2 separate regions of the Homo sapiens genome follow, and region 2 is linked to region 1. The links are chromatin loops, found by intact Hi-C in ENCODE. Cell type or tissue: transverse colon. All regions are shown on one strand.

The links. Hi-C counts contacts between places; a loop is a spot of excess contacts. Peaks named below come from ENCODE experiments on the same cell type or tissue, not always from the same donor. Only the 100,000 strongest peaks of a DNase experiment are listed, where the experiment ranks them.
Region 2: a loop joins it to region 1, with 26 times the contacts of the local background. A loop is called at or near these places in 1 of 110 quality-filtered maps.

Annotation. Positions count from the first base shown.
Region 1 is chr12:15,562,382-15,566,381 of GRCh38, reverse strand. PTPRO (protein tyrosine phosphatase receptor type O) reads right to left here. Exons shown (of 27, transcript NM_030667.3): 18 at 754-789. Among named protein-coding and RNA genes, the nearest start is that of EPS8, 230 kb to the left of the region's middle. In transverse colon, no CTCF peak of the experiment used is centred here; a DNase peak (open chromatin) is centred at 2,495; H3K4me3 peaks cover 629 bases; H3K27ac peaks cover 1,238 bases.
Region 2 is chr12:16,425,901-16,429,900 of GRCh38, reverse strand. It overlaps a transcript of MGST1 not described here. Among named protein-coding and RNA genes, the nearest start is that of MGST1, 80 kb to the right of the region's middle. In transverse colon, no CTCF peak of the experiment used is centred here; no DNase peak of the experiment used is centred here.

The sequences.
Region 1 (4,000 bases):
TTACTCATGATTTCTTTCCATAAGCATAGATGCCACAGACCTGGCTGGACCCCCTAATTTCCTTCTTGTACTAATTCACCAATGTTCTATCCAGGCAGGTATCAAGAACAAACTCTATATAAAGGAAAGTTCCACTTTTCATATGTAGAATTATAACTAAGAAAAGGCATGGAGGTGATAATCTAATAGGCTTTTGAAATCAACTGGGGGTTAATTTTCACTTACCACAATAGTAATTCTTCTCATTTAATGGTTTAATAGATAAGGAAAACCACAGGCTAGATTAATTATCTTTTCTATTTATTATACAGGTTTCTTGAGAAAGCATTATCAAAGTATCTATTATAACATCAAATAGAGTAAAAGCCTTTTCCTGCAATAAACACAGAATTTCAAAATACTAAAAGGATTTTTGAAACCCTTTGATGTAGTTAAATATTAGATTTTCATATACTGTATTTAGAATACCATACTTCCTCCTCCAAGACTTTAAAAATTGCTAACGATCCACTCTCTCAGATTTGATATGATAAACATTGTCCTTATTTCTGATGTGATTTCTGTGATACACTTTTCTAGTGGCCACTGCCACTCAGGCATAAACAACCAGTACATTATTGTGCTTAGCTATTGTAATATGCATTTGCCTCTTTCTTAAGCGTCCCTTCTCTTTGAAGACAAGCAATCTTTAATTGGAACGTTAAGATTATTATAACAAACATCCTTTTAAATGACATAGTAAGAAAAACTTACTTTGTCAGTTTCCTCTTCTTTAAACCATTTTTACTCCTGATAATTAAAAAAGAAAAGACAAATTTATCTGGGCAGAAGAATTGATTAACATAATAATTAAACTTGAACAGCTTTAAATAATTACATCAGGTACCTCAGTTTTATTTAATTTTCATTAAACACATATCAGGTTTGTTTACTTTTCCTTACATGAGAAGATAATAATAATTTCAGATTCATTTTTTAAAACTCTACTAGATTGCATGAACATATCTGCACTTTATACTTCCCATTTGCCAAAAACTGAGTTCTAGAAATGAAATTTCTAACTGCTGTTGATTAAGTTGCTAAAGCAGTTTGTAAATATATAGAAGTATCTATCTACCACCTGAACACTCCAATTTCTACAGGCAGGAAGGAAGAATGGGGGAATAAATGGAGAACTAATAAAGAGACGGTGGAATGTTGTTTTCTTAATTAAAGACTAAAATAACATTTTCTGACATTTTTCTCTGGGGATGTGAATGTGTGCTGTCAGTGTGGACATGTACCTTGTATAATTCTACTATGGCGTTGTTTTTATTCCATCTTGAACTAATTTTTAAGCTATCTGAAGAACTGGACCTATTACCTGCTTGCTCTTCATCATTACTAGTCTATAAGCTCAAACACAGGAAATGCTAATGCATGCTTTAGTTAGTTACATTTGTTTAGGAGATAATTAAGGTAATGATTTTCACCCAACCAAGTAAGATAACTTACCTAAGTTAGCTAAGGCTAACAGTATCTATTGAAGCACTTTGTGATTGTATTCTTATTGTTGTCTATAAATAGTAAATACAGAAACATGATTGACTGTACAAGTGATGTTACAGCAAACTTTTTTGCAAGTAATTTTCAGAGGTCTTTACATAATTTTGATAGAAGCACCCAACTTTTCAGAAAATAAACAGTCTATAGTAAATAACCAGTTGTAATCTTAGTACTTTAATGTGTCCAAATATTTATTTATATTTAAAATTATGAATGTTTGGATATCTCCACTTCCTGAAAGCTTTTAGCAGGACGAAGCAGTACTTTGTGCTTTCACAGCACTTTGCAAACGGAGAGTTTCTCACATTGTGTGATTGTTAGTTGCAGGTACACACCTTGCTACACTCACTATAGCTTCCCCCCAGGGCTGAGCATAGTTAATGAAACACCTAGTGGGTGGTCAATAAATGCTTATTCAGTTGAACTGAAACAAAATAATCTCTGCCATGTTACCCTCTGAATTTCACCTAATGATTCCTTTAACAATTGAATACTAGACTTGGGCTTGTGATGTTCTGATTGAAAAGATGGGACTTGTGGATGAAGAGAAAATAATGCAGGTCAAGAAATGTAGGAACACGTCCACGAAGGCAAGTGGTGTTTGTGGTTTTCAGGTAGTTTTAATTTCTTCCCACTTCTAAGTGAAAACAATCCATTCAATGGTTCTTGTTCTATTTTTTCTCCCTCATCCTCTTTGTCTTCCACACTTGAGATTTAGAGGGAAAAATCAGTCCAGTTTTTACTTTGCCTCTCCCTGATCCCCTCAAAAAACACTATCATGTTGGACATAGCTGTATCTTATAGGCATTTGGGAACCTAAAGGAATATTTATTGATCATGTTTTTTATTCAGCCCCGTGATGGTAATTTAGTTAGTTTTAGGAGTTCCACATTTACTTCCTGTAGTAAGAGCCAATTACTTCAGTGCTTTCGGAAAGCAGAATGTCAGCGGAGATGACTAACAGCTCTGGTAAAGTCAGGAGGCTGCCAACACATTTTGTGATCAGGAGTGAACAAAAAAATACTTTCCTATCCAAACAGGCTTTAAAAGAAACTAGGAAGTAACAAATGTATGTAAGAGGGTAACACTGAATAAATTCAGTGCTGAAATATTAAGCTGCTACTACTCGGCAGCTGCGTAGAAACTTGATTCATGGAGGAGAGACACATTTTTTTTCTTTCAATCTCATTCATTATTGAATGAACTTTCAATATAACGTATAATTCCACTACATGTTTTGTATGACATATTATCATATACTTATTGGCATAAGTAATCATGATTTGTATACAATTTTCATTGTTCTATTTAGATCTTGCTGATTCCAAGGAGTTTCTGTATCCTAAGGCTGTGGAACATGACAGGATTGAATTATGAAACTCCACAGCAACACTGATAAAATGTTCCTACATTTTCAATTGCTGTGCTAATTCCGAGACTAAAACCAGGGGAAAATTCACGCAAATTAAGGCTTTGCTAGCAATTTTAACTTAAGCACATTCTGGAAAGAGCCAATATGTGCACATGTTACAGTGACGATTTTGTGTGACATGTAGGGTTCGCCTTTTCATTGCAAAAGATTTTCCAAATCAATAAATAACCCCCATCAGACATACCTACAGCATATATGCATAGAGGATTGTGCACTTTTAGTTTTTTCTCTTTCACTTATATTAGGTAAGGTTCAAAATCCTAATGACTTCAAAAAGTTAAGATACATTCTGCATAAATTAGCCATGGTTATGACAGTCTTGGAAAGCCATCCATACTGCAATTCATTCCGAAAAAGCAATAGCAAGGACATGAGATTTATAATAGTTAAAACAAGACAAAACAAAACTCTAAAAGTCTCCAATTTTGTAAGTGCTGCTTACTCTTTGATGAGCTAAGCAGAAACCATCCCCAAACCTTAAAAAGGACTTTAGTATATTATATCATTCTTCAAATAGAATGTGCAATCATCAGGAGTAAAGCTGAGCATTTTCAACTAAATGCCACTTCTTGCTTAAAATGCCAACTGCCTAGGATTGAGAACAAGCAGATAAATACCTGAGTACAGCATGAGGGTCATTATGGCAGTAAAAAAAAAAAAAAAGATTTAACACTGAATCTAGATATAGCTAGTTCAACTTAGATGATTTCTTTCAATAGGAAACATACTCTTAAGTTCTGAAAGTCAGAAATCCTTGCAGAACACAATCCTGAGACCAACCTAACTGGGTACTGGTGCTCCACACTGATTCTGCTACCACCCCAGGAAGAGATTCGAGCAACACTATGAGAGAGAGAAAGAGTTTTTTGATTTCCACACAAACCACTAGTGGCATCAGATGGGTTTTAGAAAATCAACAGGAACATATATTTCCAAGAAACCGACAGTTTAGAAAGGAAGTTGGACAGTGTGTTAGGCAGTGTGCGTCTGGGGAGATGGCTCTTGTTATTTGCAGCTGTTGTT
Region 2 (4,000 bases), 860 kb before region 1:
AGAGTCCATTGATGCAGCAAACATCATTGCTACCTTATTTTAAAAATTGCCACAGCCACCCCAACTTTCAACAACCACCACCCTGATAAGTCAGAAGCCATCAACATTGAAGTAAAACCATCCACCAGCAACATGATTATGACTTGCTAAAGTTGCAAATAATCACTAGCATTTTTCAGCAAGAAATGTTTTAAATTAAGATATGTACAGTTTTTAGACATAAGAATATTGCATACTTAATGGGCTGCAGTATAGTATAAACATAATTTTTAAATGCAACAGGAAACCAAAATGTTGGCTGACTCACTTAATTGAGATATTTGCTCCATCTTATTGGTCAGGAACTAAACCTTTCTTTAGTTAGCATACCTATCTTTGAGGTATGCTTGTAATTAAAAAAAAGGATGACTAGCAGGAATCAAAAGATATGATTGAAGAAATAACTCAGAAGTCAACAGAAAAGGATGAAGGGAGAGAAAATATAAAACATAACTGAAGATAAACGAAAAAGGAAAGGAGAATGCCAGTTAAGACTATCAAAAGAATGAGAAAATTATAACCACAAGGAAGAATCACCAATAAATAATAAGTAGTTCAAACTGCTCAGCATCAGTGATTGTTTTGAAATATTGAAGGAAAACTGCTTTGAAGTAACTGAATTATGATTTATGTAAATGTGCAATAAAGATATATACAGAACTAAAAGATTCAGAAGTGCAAGGCACAAAGAAAACCCTTTTGAAATTATCCTTGAAGAAAAACATAAATAAGATAAATAAATTCAGAAGGTGCTGGAATTTAACGATGTTCAAAAAATTTAACAATGTTTATTGTTATCTTAAAAAGCAAAGGTAAGAGAAAAAAGGGCAGGGAAGATTTCAAAAAAACAAAAATGTACACAACGATGTGGAACTACAATTGTAGACAATATTAGCCCAGTTGAGAAGGAACAAAAAACAAAGGCACAAAAAAAGATGGCTACATTTTATCATGTTTAAATGATGGTATAGAAATTGAAAAGATTAGAAATCACTAGAAAATAAATATGTCTTATAGACCAAAAATTAAGAAATTATTAGGAGCAAATAAGCACAAATAGAAATCTTAAGTAAAAGCAAGCCTCATAAAAATAACAAACAAAATGTAAGGCTTTTTAACCATCTGACATACATAAAATCCGAAAAACATTTTAAATAAAATACTTTTATACAACAAAACCAATAATACTAAATGACATAATGCACTTGGTGGGACATATAAAGTTTAAAATATATTTAGCAAAGTAAAATATATATTTAAAACTCTAGGAAAATTGAATTTCATACAGATGCAATATCAGTGAAATTGTTGAAATCTTCCAAAATCCACCATAAACACTAGAATAATAATTAAAAACTCATGATAACATCCCCAAGAGAAAAAAAAAACAATAGAAATGTTCAATACAGCTTGATAAGAAGTCACGAATATAACTGAAGGGGAAGCTTTAGAAATATGTATCTAGAAATGTTACTCTGTCCTACTCATTTTCAGAAAAAAATTAGGAAAATGCACTTTACTTTAAAATAACTAGTAGAAAACACTGTGATCAATTTGCAAACAAAGTTATAAGAGATTAAAAGTAGATTAACATCAATGAAAATAAGCCAAAATATAGGATCCCTCAAAAAAGGCGAAAAAAAAAATATTTTTAAGTCAGCTAAAAAATAATATTTAAAAATGTTTGGAAAAAGCTATGAAGGGACATTTATGAAAATAAATCAAAATTTGAAGACATCTTAAAGACAATTAGAAAAACTCTGGTTTGAAGAGATTGGGAAAATAATTTTTTTAAAAAAGGTTACAAAACTCTAGGAAAAGTTGGAAATAAATGTAAAAGTAATTTAAGAAATAAAGACTAAACAGAAAGAACACAAAAGAGAATAAAAACAATGTATAATGCCTCAAGAGAAATATAAGATTAAATCAAAAAGTTTAAAAACCAAAAAGAAGTAATAAATTAAAATATTCAAGAACAGGTGAGTCATAGAAAATAGCTTAAAAGATCCAATATAAGTATGACTCCCTGAAGAAGAAAAAACATTAAAAAAATAAGTTTTTTAAAATGTAAAATTAAAAGGAAAAAGCATAATGCTTAGATGGAAATAATTAAAGCTCAATAGCCAGTATCAAGTCATATTCCTTTAGGTATTATCCTTTAATGGAAAAGAAAAAATGTAGGCCAGGCCCAGTGGCTCATGCCGGTAATCCCAGCACTTTGGGATGCCAGGATGGGCGGATCACTTGAGGCCAGAAGTTCGAGACCATCCTAGCCAACATGGTGAAACCCTGTCTCTACTAAAAGTACAAAAATTAGCTGGGCATGGTAGCACACCCTGTAATCCCAGCTACTCAAGTGGCTGAGGCATGTGAATCGCTTAAACCCAGGAGACAGAGGTTGCAGTGAGCCAAGATTGTGCCACTGTACTTCAGCCTGGGTGACAAAGCCAGACTCTGTCTCAGACAAAAAAATCAGTTTGATTATTATTTAAATGCCTATTGCTTTCTATAATATTGATTTAAACATTGTCAGGTCAGAGACAGGTTTTTTCATCTCTTTCCCTCTGCCCTTCATCCCCTGTTTACATAGATCATTCCCACTCATCACCTGTATCTCAGCCTAAGCACCTCTTCTCACTTGGACATTTTCCTTGAGCCCCCAAAATATGTTAGTCTTCTTAAAATCGTTTTTCGTAACTTTAACTTCTCCTTAATAGAATAATGTAAACAATTGTTTAAAGTCTTTATTGCCAGACTGCAAATTGTCAACTTAATTTCAGCATTCCTTGTAATTGGCACAATGTTTAACACACAATAGAAATTTCATAAATATTTATTCAATTAATGAATGAATATAATTCTGTTTTGTTCAGCTTTTTTTTTTTTTTTTTTGAGACAGAGTCTCGCTCTGTCACCCAGGATGGAGGCAGTGGTGTGATCTCGGCTCACTGCAAGCTCGGCCTCCTGGTTCATGCCATTCTCCTGCCTCAGCCTCCCAAGTAGCTGGGACTACAGGAGCCGGCCATCACGCCCGGCTAATTTTTTTTTGTTGTTGTTGTTGTTTTTGTATTTTTAGTAGAGATGGGGTTTCACTGTGTTAGCCAGGATGGTCTCAATCTCCTGACCTTGTGATCCGCCCGCCTCGGCCTCCCAAAGCGCTGGGATTACAGGCGTGAGCCACGCGCCCGGCCTTGTTCAGCTTTTAACTACAACAGGATGAAGCCTAATACATTTGATAGGTATAGCATTCTACAAATGCATGTAGTGAAATGGAATGGAATTGAACACTATCAAGAAGTCACACATGAACTTAACATTCAGTAAATATTTATTGGATGATTGAGGAAGTGAATGAATGAATGCAATAAAAATTTAAATAATAATCAAACTTATTTGGTTTAAAGGGGAAAAACAACTAGAACAAAAAGAATGCAGAGGGAAGAAGAGTCTAATTTCAACTGGAAGAATCAAAATGAATTGTCCTTTGAGTTTTGCTAGGATGAATATATAGAATTTCTGACTCAGAAAAGTGCAGTGAATGAGCATTCCAATCAAAATGAACAGTTGTTACAAAACCACAGATGCAGGGAAGTATAGTGTATGCTTAGGAAAGATCTAATATAGCCAAGGTAAGATGAATGGAACCCTATAGTGAGGAGTAAGAGATGAAGATTGTAAAGCAAACACATAGTGTCAGCCTCAAAATTTATTATAGTAGCAATGAGACATTTTGTTGAGCAGGGTATAAAGTGATCCGATATCCCTTTAGAAAGCCAAATCTATTAGGAGTGTGGAGGGTTACTGGTCAAGACAATAGAATGGAATCAAGGAGTCCATAAGGAGTCTATTGTATTATAATAATCAAGGCAAGAGATATGAGACCAAACTTATCAGTGACAGAAAACATGGAATGGAAAAAAACAAATGAAAGTGATATTTCAATAATAAAACGAGCATGAAT